Linked DNA regions of Homo sapiens: region 1 is linked to region 2. The links are chromatin contacts, found by Hi-C or POLR2A ChIA-PET in ENCODE. All regions are on one chromosome and are shown on one strand. Each heading gives the region's core, a stretch centred on a gene start or an enhancer-like site at or near the end of the contact. The rest is flanking DNA. Distances are from core to core; before and after follow the strand shown. Region 1 holds the start of PPT2 (palmitoyl-protein thioesterase 2). Region 2 holds the start of DDAH2 (DDAH family member 2, ADMA-independent).

Region 1 (5,994 bases), core at 2,335-4,834, 420 kb after region 2:
GGGAAGTGGGCCCTCGAAGCGAGTCTCCTGCAGGTAAGGGTCGGGTGGCATGCGGGGCAAGGTAGCGCAGCCGGGTGGGGGTGCCCCGGCAGCAGGGCCGGGAGGGGCGTGGTGGGGGGGCCTCGGCAGCGTGGCAGAGGAGGAGGGACCGCGCTGAGCGGTGGCCGCGGAAGAGGCCAGGCCCCCTGCCCCTAAGCGCGGGAGGGTGGCGGTGCCAGACTGATGGTAGTGGTGGTGGTGGTGATGGTGTGAGGAAGGGGCTGCCTGTGGCGGTGGGGCTGGGGGTTCGGCTGGAGGCTGAGGGGCATTGTAGGGCGGCGGAGAAGTGTGAGGGACTGAGTCTGGGAGTCCTGGGGGAGGTGAGTGGAGGAGAGTATAAGAGGAAAGATGACACAGTGATGAGTTGAGGAGGGGGTAAGGGGAAACACAGCCGGTCAGGGATGGAGAAAGATAATGGGAGAGACACATAGAGAGAGACGGGTGAGAAACCATCTCTAATTTGAGGGGCAAGAGAGGGGCTGTATCTAGGCCATCTGCCCCCCTCCTTCTTCCTTCCAATCTAGTTTTGAGGTCACAACTCTGGTCTGCTTCTTTTCTGTCTTTTTCATCACCATGCACCCAGCTCTCACCTGCAGACCTAATCCCCTCTCCTTTGCTATAGCTGCCTTTGGGCTGGCCTATCCGAGCTAGTCCTGTGTGTGCGTATGCGTAGACATGCAACCCTGTGTTAATATGTGCTCAATTCAACAGTTGTATAAACACATGTGGGATGACATGTGTTCCACTCTGCTGTTCCTTCAGTGGGGGGAGGAGTGCCCCAGCCTCTGTGAGAATCTCGGGACCTCTTTTAGGGCAGATTAAGAAGAGCCCTCTGGATTTTGCTCCCTTGACAACCCCCATCTGGTCATGTCTCCATATTTCCTCACAGGATGTCTCCATGCCAGCCAGTGATTGTCCATCTGTCACTCCCAATGATGCCATCCCTGCAAAACCTGGCTGTACCTCCTTCACCCTCTCAACCTACCCCCCTGACCATGTTGTTGGCAAGGGGCAGAGGCTGCCACTGGAAAGAGGAAAGGAAGAGAAAGGGGGAGACAGAAAGAGGAGGGGGACTGGGGGAGTGTTGAGAGCTGGAGAGAAGGGGAATGAAATAGAACCACAGCTGAGGAGGGGTAAGGGAGGGGGTTGGGGCAAGGGGGACGGAGAGTCTGGAGACAGTGGAGGGGGTGGGAGGTTTTGTTATTGTTTTTACCTGACTTTTCGGATGACATGCCTGCGGTCTCGCTGGGACAGGGTCCCTGCAGCCGGAGTGGGGGTCCTCGGCCGGTGCTGGAGTCTGGGTGCTGGATGGCGCAGCCGGCAGCAGCGCAGAGATGGAGAGATGAAGGCAGCGGCGGGGGGGGGGGGCGGGGGGGGCGGGCGGAGGGAGAGCGGGGAGGGGGGGAGCTTAAAGGGACCGAGGCGAGGGAGGGGGAGCGCTTCAGATGTTTCCCACTCGGTCTCTCTCTGCTCTCGGACCACCTCTCTCCTCCTCTTACCCCGGCATTCAAGCCCCCAGTTTGGGTTCCTTTGGAGTTGTCATGGAAACACGGAGGCTAGACCAGGCGAGGCGGGTGGGACTAAGGAAAGGAAGGAAGGAGAACTCTCTGGAGTCTCCCCCACCAAGACTCAGTGATTGTATTGTGGGAGGAAGTGAACAGGTTCTCAGTGGAGTTAATAACCCAGGTGCCTCCAGAGGCAGGTCGTCTCCCCCTCTTAGCTCCCTGCAAGGTGCCAGGGTCTTCTCCCAAATCCTTGGCCCCAGTTTCCTCCTCTTTAGAAGAGATAAATACTTGTGTGTGAGAGAGAATTGTGCAGAGTTCAGAACTGCGATGGTCTGAAAAGTTCCCAGGGTTTGGTGAACCTACCAACCTAGCAGTAAAGAGGGAGGCCCAGGTCTGTAAATCAGGGGGAGCTGGGCCTTGGAGGGAAAAGGGAGAGAGAGTTTGGGCGGTGTGCATACATACCTTCTTCGTCCAGGACTAAGGAGCTGAAGCTCTTTTGGAGGGGGTAGGGGGTATGACTTAACTGCTCATTTCTGGCAGCTCTGTTGGTAATGTGTGCTTGTTCCCCCACTTTCCCTTTGCTTTTGAGGCTGCTTAGAGTCTCTGGGCTGGTCAATGTTCAGATCCATTCCCTAAACCCCCCTACTCCCACCCACCACCTCCCACCAAGACGCATCTCCAGCTCCTGAGTCGACCTGCAGTACAGCGTTATTAGTCTTTTTATTTGCTTATTGCATCTTGGGAGCGCGTGGGTGGGTGAAGGGAGCGAGGATAGGAAGTCTATGGAGATTTACACCAGTTTTTTTTTTTTTTTAAACAAAAACACAGCCAGATAATTATTATTCTTCCCTTACGTCCCCCCAGCCCCCACCTGGGGCAGTCGCTCTCCCGGCTGCGTCCCTTTTCGTCCATGTCCTAGCAGAGACTACAGAGCAGTACAGAGGCTCTCGCTGAAACCAGTCCCAGGCTCCACAGAGTCAGATCACGGCTTCACACCAGTCGTTCTGGTCACTTAGGCGTTCGCGTGAGCGCTCAACCCCTTACCGCCACCTCATCGTCACTCTACACCATTCTGAGCGCAAAAATGTTTTGATTGAGACAAATTTAGACCAAGCAATGACCTTGTAAACAGAGAGAGGGGCTCAGACATGCTGAGAAATCCTTATCTCTAGAGAAACGTCTTTAAATGCTAAGTAAAAGCCCTAGCAAGTAAAAGCCCTGAGGCACTAGGGTGTCGGTTAGGGGTCACAGGCGGAGAGGTGGGGCGCCTGGGGGTTTCGGTAGGGAGCCACCCACAGATAACTCAGACAGCCAGATTCTGGGGGTCGTTCAGGTTGAAAGACTGGTCGAAATTACGCGGGCATGAGTCAGCGCATCCCTACGCGCCCTCCGCCCCTTGAGGGTGGGTCGCTTATAGGGAGGGGAGTAGAGTAGGGCAGGAGAAACTGGGCCAGGCTGCACTTAGCTCAAGGGGCCTCGAGGACTCTCTGCGTCTCTGGAGACAAGGGCACTACACGCACTTCAGAATGAAGAGTTGTAAGTCGCTGACCTGGGGCGGACTGGAGGGTGGGGTGGGGTGGGTGTTGAGGGGCACGCCCGGGCTGGCATCAGCCCTCCAGGCCACCCTGCCACTCACCCAGCACACGGCAAAATGCAGAGGACTACCTTTCCCTGGTCCGCCCCCTGGCCGCCCCTTGGGGAATGCAAACTTCGTGTTCTGCTGCGGAGCCAGACGCCTGTATTGGGAAGTGGGGAGAATCAAGGCGGGGAAATCGGACTTTTGGGTCGCTGGGGGCAACGAAGCCTGGAGAGGCCTTCTTTCCATTCCCAGAATATGTTTGCTGCTTTTTCCTCTCCCCACTGGCCTAAATGGATCGCTCCGCCTGTTTCCTCCCCAGCACCTAGGGCGCAATGGAATATTCCATTGCCCCTCCTGTCCTGGGTCTGTGTTGCGGGGAACGCTCGCGCGGTTGCCAGAGAAAGCCCCGGACGTGACGGATTTGCGCGACCCCAAGCAGCCCGCCCTTCCCCCTCCCATCCGTCATTCCCCTGCGCTCTCTTTCCTCACCCTTCCCCCCGCCACCGTGGGTTCCAGACTTGGGATAAGTAAACAGCGGGTGGAGCGAGGCCTACGGACCCAGGCCAGGTGGGAGTCTGCACTCTTCAAGGGGCCTGGGCTGCTGCTCACGGGTATTAAAGAACTCCGCGTTGTTCATGGCTGAGGCGATGCATTAGGAAGATCCTGGACCTAGAGAACAAGTCCCCCGAACGCTGAGTTGGAGGCGGGACTTCGGGTGCGCGTTGGTGCGTCAACGTGGTGGGGGGGTGTGTTTGTAGGGAGAGGGCTGGAGTAAGTTAAAAGTAGGCTATTTTGTGACACGGACCTGGTGTGGGAGCGAGAGGAGGTGGCTTGATTGCCGGGCGTCTGTTCCGAGGGAGGAGGGTGTTGCCATCTCCCTCACATGCCCTTATCACCCCTTTCTCAGGCGGGAGCATGCTGGGGCTCTGCGGGCAGCGGCTCCCCGCGGCGTGGGTCCTGCTTCTGTTGCCTTTCCTGCCGCTGCTGCTGCTTGCAGCCCCCGCGCCCCACCGCGCGTCCTACAAGCCGGTCATCGTGGTGCATGGGCTCTTCGACAGCTCGTACAGCTTCCGCCACCTGCTGGAATACATCAATGAGGTCTGGCAGGGGACACCTGGGTGCAGGGCGTTAGAGGCGTCTACTGTGGCAGGGGAGGGAGAGCGGGGAACTGAAAGCCACCCCTCTGGGCCTGCCCAGTTCCTCAGGGAGCTGGTGCTGGCGTGGGGGAGAGTTGGGGGACGGGATCCCTGGTTCTAGCAGGGTACAATAGACCTGTGGACGCGGGCCAGGGGGTGGCGTGTGGGAGCTTCTTAGCCTATCCCCGGTGGCTGCATTGCCCCCTTCCCACAGACACACCCCGGGACTGTGGTGACAGTGCTCGATCTCTTCGATGGGAGAGAGAGCTTGCGACCCCTGTGGGAACAGGTGCAAGGGTTCCGAGAGGCTGTGGTCCCCATCATGGCAAAGGCCCCTCAAGGGGTGCATCTCATCTGCTACTCGCAGGGTAGGCGACTCCCCTGCCCCTAACTCCTAAGCCCTATCTGAGGCTTGATCCTTATCTGAGGGACACTTCCTAGCGTCCCTTTTTCTGAACCACATTGCTCCAGGCACAACCCTGGTACCTGAGCCCTTCCTTTCTGACTTCCCTCAGCACCTGGGTCTCATCTCTGTCTTGAATGGGAGGGAGGCTCCCTACACTGCTGCCCTTTTGCTTCCTGTTACCCATGGTTCTTGGACATAAGGGCTAATGGGGCAGGTAAAAACATCCTAGAACTAGAGGCAGGAGGCCCAGCATCTAATTCGGGCTCAGTCACTTATATGATGTGTGACCTTTTGGCACAGGGTGTGCCTGCCTTCTGTAAGCCTCAGTCTCCTTTGTGTACAGTGTGTGTCTGTGTGTGTCTCTGTGTGTGTGTGTGTGTGTGTGTGTGTGTGTGTGGTGGGGGTGGGGGGTGCTGCTGGCTTTGCTGTCCTTAAGTGCCTGCCCAATGTGGTGTTCTGCTTACAGGGGGCCTTGTGTGCCGGGCTCTGCTTTCTGTCATGGATGATCACAACGTGGATTCTTTCATCTCCCTCTCCTCTCCACAGATGGGACAGTATGGAGGTGAGTGGGCACTAGACTCCATAGAATGCCCTGAGTTTTGGGGGAACAGAGGTTTATGGTCACTTAGCATTGCCATTCGCTTGCCAGACACGGACTACTTGAAGTGGCTGTTCCCCACCTCCATGCGGTCTAACCTCTATCGGATCTGCTATAGCCCCTGGGGCCAGGAATTCTCCATCTGCAACTACTGGCATGGTGAGTGGGGATGCTGAACTGGGGCTTCCATGGATCAGGTCAGTTGCTTCCACCTCTGCTACAACCAATAGCAGTGATGACAATAAAGATAACTTACATTTATTGAGTTATTTGAACAGGCTCTGTTCAGAATTTTTTTTTTTTTTGAGACGGAGTCTTGTTCTGTTGCCCAGGCTGGAGTGCAGTGCACCATCTTGGCTCACTGCAACCTCCGCCTCCCAGGTTCAAGTGATCCTCCTGCCTCAGTCCCCCTAGTAGCTGGGATTACAGGCAGGCGCCATCATGCCCGGCTAAGTTTTGTATTTTAAGTAGAGATGGAGTTTCGCCATGTTGGCCAGGCTGGTCTCGAACTCCTGACCTCAGGTGATCCACTCGCCTCGGCCTCCCAAAGTGCTGGGATTACAGGTGTGAACCATTGCACCTGGCCCAGAATGTTTTAAGTGTGTCACCTTATTGCCTTAGAAGGTTTAGTCTGATGTGGGAGTCAGCAAACCTTGTCTATAAAGGGCCAGAGAGTAAATATTTTTGACTTTGTAGGACATATAGTCTGTTTCACAACTCCTCAATTCTGC
Region 2 (6,472 bases), core at 1,115-3,614:
CAAGATTTTTGAATAAGAGGCCTTCTTCCCTGCACTGACCCCAAACTCAGGTTTCAGCCCTGCCCTATCCCTTTGCCCCAGTAAGACACCAGTCACAGCCCAGTCTAAAAGGTCAATTCTATTTTATTGGTTCTGAGAGGGAGGATTCACCCAGTGGATCCTTTTCCCTACACTCTCCCCTCCCCCAATATTGAGGCTCTCTCCCAACTACTGCCTATTCAGCATTCTCTATCTAACCCTCCTTCCCCTTCTACTTCCTATACTATCCTACCCCTGGCCAGCAGTACCCCAAGGCCAGGCCCTCAGCTGTGGGGGCGTGTGCTGAGCACCAAGCAGAGGGAGCTGAGCCCGGCGCCAGCCTTCTCCAGTTCTGAGCAGGACACAGGTACCAGGGTGACATCAGAGAGCTTCTGCAGTGCCTGCACAGGGAAGACATGGAGTGGGGAGAGGGGAGTGAGACCTCAGGCTGAGCCAGGCCACTCTTCCAGCCAGCTCAGAGTGGCCCCACCCAGGCTTCTAGAGAAGGTACCCTTCCTTCCTCCCACTAGGAAAGCCTGAAACTCTTTTCTCTGATGGTGCTTGGTGTTGGAGTTCCTGCCCTCTCTCACCTCCTGGCTGTTGGGCAGATCCCCACCTCCACGGTGCAGGAGGAAAGGGGGCACACCAGGCAACCCAGGACGAAGAAAGAGACAGTCAGCAGCTGCGTCATCTGGGAGGGTCAGGGAGGCATATGGGTGATCTGTCAGCACTGCCATTGCCTAGAGGAAAGAGGAAGTGTTCGAGTCTCAGAACCTCTCCACAGCTGTGTCTGCCTGCTCAACCACCACTAAGGGCTGGGGACGGACTGACATTTGTGGAAAATAATGACAGCAAGCACATAGAGCTTACGATATGTCAGACACTAAGTACTTTAGTTACCTTTGCTAATTTCCACCTTGGAATCACATGCAGTTATTTTCAACCCCCTACCTTCCCCAGCCCCTCCTATCTGTCCTACCCATCCTTAGAGTCACAGTTTAGGTGCCACCTTTGGGGTTTCCTGAAACTCCGGAAGAGCAAATTAATCACCCCTGTTCCCAGTCCTGCTGTTGTAACTTCTTATTTTCTCCTGTGTTCTTTCATGTAAGATGGACAGCCCATTGAGGGCAGGGGTTAGGGCTAATTTCCTAAGCCTCCCAGCTCCCGGCCTCCCGGGCCCAGAACTGCGCCCACTTTCGTTGGCCCCGCCCCCTCCTCACCCGGACAGCCTTTTGGGCAGCGTCGCTGCTGCCTGCCACAACAGTGCGAGGTCCCCCCATGCCGCAGAGACCGCGCAGGTGGGAGGGACCCGAGACTGGCACAGTGGAGACGGCGAAGTCCTAGGGAGAGCGAAGGGAGGTATTCAGGGGCGCGGGAGGGGTGATGGGGTATCTTCAAACATAGGCTGCTCTCTGCCTCTCATTTCCTCAGCGGGCGCCCAGGCCCTTCCGACCCCCACCTGCACCCCCTCCCTCCCTAGGCTGGTCCCGCTCCGCACCCGGAACGTGTCCGCCACGATCTCAGCTCCTCGGTGATTGGTCCATTTGGAGAGGCCTACGAAAAACTCCCGGCCTGAGTCCGGGAGGCCGCGGAGGTTTGAGGGCGGGAGTGAGTTAGAAACAAGGCTCCAGACGGCCGAGTCTCCCAAACTCTACTTCCCTGTGCCAAGACCTATGCCTCCCCCCAGCCTCACCGGTGAAGAGAACGTCAGTGCCATCCAGCGTCGCGTTCTCGTCTCCTATTTCCACAATTCGGAGCCCCAGGTCTTGCAGGGCTTTGCGGACTCCATCGACCTTAGGATAGGAGAAGAGGGCACGGAGCTGTGACACCCCCATCCTCAATTCTTCCCCAAAGCCCCGACATCCAGTTCCTTCTGCCTTTCCCCATACCACACCCGCGCCACGGCGCTCACCTCTGGCCTACGAGCGGGGCTCCAGGGCCGCGTGATTAGGGCCGTGTCCCCTTGGATCACGGCCGTGTCGCCAAGCAGCGGTCCCAGCGGCAATGACTCCTCAGGTGGCAGTTCTAGCAGCTGTAGCCCCAGTCGTTGCCTCAGTTTACCTCCCAGCACCCCGTGCTCCCTTTGAGCTTTGGCCAGATCCAGAGCGGGAAGGCCAGCCCCCGCACCTTCCCCCGACGCCAGGCTCTCTGGGACTCCCCGGATCAGGGCATGGGAGCAGCGGCCCAGCCCCTCCCCCGGCGTCCCCATCCCATCCACACAGACTCCCCCTCCAACCGCTCGGATTTCTTAGTTTTCTTGTTTCTTCACCTGTCTGGGAGAAGAAACAGAAAAGGAGGAGACAGAGAAAAAGACATGCAGACAAGGGCGTTGGGGGTGGTTAAGAGCGCCCAGGTCTTCCTCCTGCCATCTCTAGGCGTCCCTCCCACTCCGCCCCACCCACTCCAGACCTTCCGCTCCTGTCGACCTCACTCTACCCAGCACCCTCAGGGGTCAGATTCTTTAAGAGGAGCCTGAGGAACAAGGCTAGGGTCTCTAATCTCCAAAACACCTGTTGCCCCTGCTTGGGGGCTTGTGAGGTCCCTGTCGGGCGCCCCTCTTGGCAGCCACTAGGATGCGCTCACTCCCCAAAAATGCAGCAGCCCCGCCCCCTTAACCCTCAGCTGCTCGCTACCGCAGGGACTGGAAGTCCAGCCCGCGACCCGCAGGGGTTATGGGACAGAAGGAGAAAGCTGGAGAGGCAGGGGCTGGGGAATGGAAGTCCTGAATACCCGAACGAGAAGGGAGAGAGGTGGGTAGGAAGGGAGGAGTTCGAGCCTAAGGAGTTAAGCATCCTCTCTCCGCCCTGGCTGGTCACGCTGCCCCTAGCGCGACCTAGTATAAACCAGACCGAGTCCCGAAGGACTGGGAGAGGTCTAAAACGAAATGCGAGGGGCGGGGTAACAGGGGGCGTGGTTCCGGGGCGCTGGCACTACTCCCGGCTCCAGGACCCGGTTCCCCGTCTATGTCCCAAAGTCCACCCCGCCTAGCTCCGCGCCCAAATACCGGCTCCCCATACTCTCTGTCTGGTGCAGGCATGGGCCCGGCACCCCCAAACTCCGGCCCCCACACGGTTCAGGGCCCCCCACGCAAGACTCACCTCCAGCGGCCACCCCCACTCCTGTCGCGCTGTGATCTCGGCTGGGGCCCCACCCCCCGAGGACAGAGTTGGTGGAGAAGGGAGTCCCCGTCTTCAAGCCTCGGGGACTGGGAGCTCTGGCTTTTAGCGCGGGTCCTTGTGTAGGCGAGCTCATATACTACGATGGGGCAGGGGCGCGACGGTCTGGCGGCTCCGGGGCATTGTCTAAGCGGGACGGGGCGGGGCTTCTTCGGGCCACGCCCATTCCGCCCTGCTAAGCCTCGCCCATTACATCCAGACTGCGCCCCCCTTGCCAGAAATCGGCACCGCCCAGCGAGCGCTGCCCAGGCCCACCCAGATCTGGCCGGCCCTGGCGACGGGGCTGCAAACGCTTCGTAGACCTCAGAACAGCGCAACGGCGGACCGGCGGACCGGCACGAAACATAGCAGCCCCACCACAAACATTTCCCTTCTTAATTCCTGGCTTCTGCCCTGAGCTCAAGATCACTGACCCACCCCTCATTCCATGTCGCCCACACTTTAAATCCCCATTGCGTAAAAACACTTGATTTTTATTCTGTATTTTATTACTGAAATATGTTGTCCTACTCATCCCACCCCACAATAAAAATCTGACCCAGGCCCCCCATTTCTTTCCCTCATCCCCTCTTCCACCACACCATCCCGGAACAAGTGCTCCAGGATTCCCTGCCCACTGGCCATTTTGGAGTGTGTCCATTGGGTAGCAATGTGGAAACCACCAGGGCCTTTGTGGAGAAAATGGAGGGGGTTGAGGGAGTCCCAGGAGGGGCTTATTTGAGGGCCTTTGCCACTTGCTCATAGGCGAGCTCGATCTCCTCATCATCTGGACAGGTGGAAGCGAATTCTTCCCGGGCGTAGGCATTGCTCAAGTACCGATGCACTCCCCGGAAGGCCTCGGGGATGGTGAATCCCCGGTACTTCTTACACACCACCTGAGGATGGGGAGAGGAGAGGGACCAACATGTTAGACCCAGGGAAGCCACCTTGGCTTTCCCTTCTCCCCAGGCCGACATGATAAAACCAGCTCAACTCCTCACTGTCTTGTACTGTCGTTAGCCTTCCTTCTCACTTACTGAAATCCTGGCTTTTAATAACCAGCCATTTTTCCTGAGTTTTTAAAACTTGAGATATAATTTACTTATAAAATTCTCCTCTTGAATTTCCACAGTGACTTTTTCCCCCTATACCACTTCAGGCACTGACACAGGTGACTTTTGTCTCTATATTTTTCATCAGACTTTTTTTTTTTTGAGATGGAGTCTTGCTGTCACCCAGGCTGGAGTGCAATGGCGCGATCTTGGCTCACTGCAACCTCCGCCTCCCGGGTTCAAGTGATTCTCCTGCCTCAGCCTCCCAAATAGCTGTGATTACAGGTGCCCACCACCATGTGCGGCTAATTTTTGTAATTTTAGTAGAGATGGGGTTTCACCATGTTGGCCAGGCTGGTCTCGAACTCCTAACCTCAGGTGGTCCACCAGCCTTGGCCGCCCAAAGTGTTGGGATTATAGGCGTGAGCCACCACGCCCGGCCCATCTGACTTTTCATCATATATTCTTAACTTTCATGTGAATATTTTATTGTCTCAGATTTCAACCCTTTGAGAGCAAGGCCCAGTCACCATACACTTGTGTATCTTTCAATGCTTAGTACACAGATGTTCACTACATAGTTGTGTGGCAGACTGATGTCAGGCCCATGTTGCACAAACTAAACCATAGCTTTGAGACTATGACAAAAACATGGGAACCAGCAGTTTTGATCTTCCACAAGAGGAAGTGAAGACTGAAGTTATAAAGAAAGTTAAAGCTTTGACTTTAGGAAAAGCCTGCTCTGTCTAATCTGGGAATTTGGCAGTGATACCGAGACAGGAAGAGCATTCTTCAAAAGTAATACTGGGATGTATTCCTCTTTGCTAGTCTGTTTGCACCCATGACTTACATCATGGAATATAATTATCTCAAGCAGTGGTCTTGTTAGCAATGACTGCTGCAAAGGACTGGGGTGGGGTCTGCCATTGGTAGCAATTTATGAAAACCACCCTAAGAAAGAAATCGTCTTTAGAGTGGTTGTCAGGGGAAGCCCATGTGGGAGCTCCTTAAAGGGCCACTCCAGTGGTCATCCTCTCCTCCCGCAATAACCACACACCTGTACTATGTGTAACTTTGGCAACAGGTTGCAGTCAGCCAGGGTGAGCTCGTTGCCATCCAAAAACTTCCTCTGAGAGACACCTTCATCTTCAGCACTGGTTTCATCCACTTCTTCTGGGAGGGGGGATGTTAAGTAATTGTCTAAAACCTTCAGGGCTTTCAGGAGTCCCTTCTCCAGATCTGTGCAAGAGAGGGAACTGATTAGAACTTCAGGAAAAGATTGACATAGTCCGAAAAGGCCCGTTGGGGGTGGATACTAATGGTGAGTCCAAAATAATAATAGCTAACACTCATGTAGTTACTTTTCTATGTGTTATTCTAAGCACTTTACATTTTATTTTATGTTAGACGGAGTCTTGCTCCGTTGCCCAGGCTGGAGTGCAGTGGCATGATCCCGGCTCACTGCAACCTCTGCCTCCTAGATTCAAATGATTCTCCTGCCTCAGCCTCCTGAGTAGCTGGGATTACAGGTGCCTGCCACCACAACTGGCTAATTTTTGTATTTTTTTCAGTAGAGACCAGTCATGTTGGCCAGGCTGGTCTCCAACTCCTAACCTCAGGTGGTGCGCTAGCCTCGGCCTCCCAAAGTGAACACTTTACATTTTACAAACTCATTTATATCGCCGGGTGCAGTGGCTCACTCCTGTAATCCCAGCACTTTGGGAGGCCGAGGCAGGTGGATCACCTGAGGTCGGGAGTTCAAGACCAGCCTGGCCAACATGGTGAAACCCTGTCTCTACTAAAAATACAAAAATTAGCTGGGCGTGGTGATGCACGTCTGTAATCCCAGCTACTCAGGAGGCTGAGGCAGGAGAATTGCTTGAACCCGGCAGGCAGAGGTTGCAGTGAGCTGATTGCACCACTGCACTCCAGCCTGGGCGACAGAACGAGACTCCATCTCAAAAAAAAAGAAAAAAAAAAATTTATATCAACCCATGAAATAGGTATTGTCATCCTAATTTTGTGGATCTGGAAATGGACTTACAGAGAGGTGAAATGATTGCTCAAAATTATACGGCTAGTTGGATTTGTACTCAGGTAGTCTGGATCTAGAGTGATGACTGTTCTTAAGCATGACCCTATTCTGCCAGAAAACAGGCCAGCAGCCAACTAACGTCCTCAGTGGGGCAGAAGAGGCTAGGGAACAAATGAGAAAAGCTTAAAAGTCTTGGCCAATGAAAATGCAGG

Evidence for each region. A loop is a pair of places that touch in the nucleus more often than their neighbours do. ChIA-PET counts read pairs that join two places held with the same protein, here RNA polymerase II (POLR2A). Pooled maps may share reads with other maps.
Region 1: a map of ascending aorta shows a loop between it and region 2 (2.1-fold over the local background). The contact joins the promoter of PPT2 here to the promoter of DDAH2 in region 2. A Hi-C loop is called at or near these places in 1 of 168 maps with a recorded cell type or tissue (ascending aorta) and 4 of 50 pooled maps. POLR2A ChIA-PET finds 5 or more read pairs at or near these places in 2 of 52 experiments (WTC11 and activated T-cell).

What each region holds. Positions count from the first base shown.
Region 1 is chr6:32,150,557-32,156,550 of GRCh38, forward strand. It overlaps PPT2 (palmitoyl-protein thioesterase 2), which reads left to right and starts at 3,585. Exons shown (of 9, transcript NM_005155.7): 1 at 3,585-3,848; 2 at 4,031-4,221; 3 at 4,474-4,627; 4 at 5,132-5,227; 5 at 5,315-5,422. The coding sequence starts at 4,039. It overlaps PPT2-EGFL8 (PPT2-EGFL8 readthrough (NMD candidate)), which reads left to right and starts at 3,443. Exons shown (of 16, transcript NR_037861.1): 1 at 3,443-3,848; 2 at 4,031-4,221; 3 at 4,474-4,627; 4 at 5,132-5,227; 5 at 5,315-5,422. It overlaps LOC100507547 (a long non-coding RNA gene), which reads right to left and starts at 3,809. Exons shown (of 3, transcript NR_037172.1): 1 at 3,733-3,809; 2 at 3,181-3,280; 3 at 2,246-2,616. It overlaps PRRT1 (proline rich transmembrane protein 1), which reads right to left and starts at 1,383. Exons shown (of 4, transcript NM_030651.4): 1 at 1,253-1,383; 2 at 1-350. The coding sequence starts at 1,271.
Region 2 is chr6:31,726,935-31,733,406 of GRCh38, forward strand. It overlaps DDAH2 (DDAH family member 2, ADMA-independent), which reads right to left and starts at 2,365. Exons shown (of 6, transcript NM_001303007.2): 1 at 1,931-2,365; 2 at 1,712-1,811; 3 at 1,517-1,590; 4 at 1,239-1,358; 5 at 609-758; 6 at 106-419. The coding sequence starts at 2,227. The coding sequence ends at 303. It overlaps CLIC1 (chloride intracellular channel 1), which reads right to left. Exons shown (of 6, transcript NM_001288.6): 5 at 5,283-5,464; 6 at 3,665-4,069. The coding sequence ends at 3,908.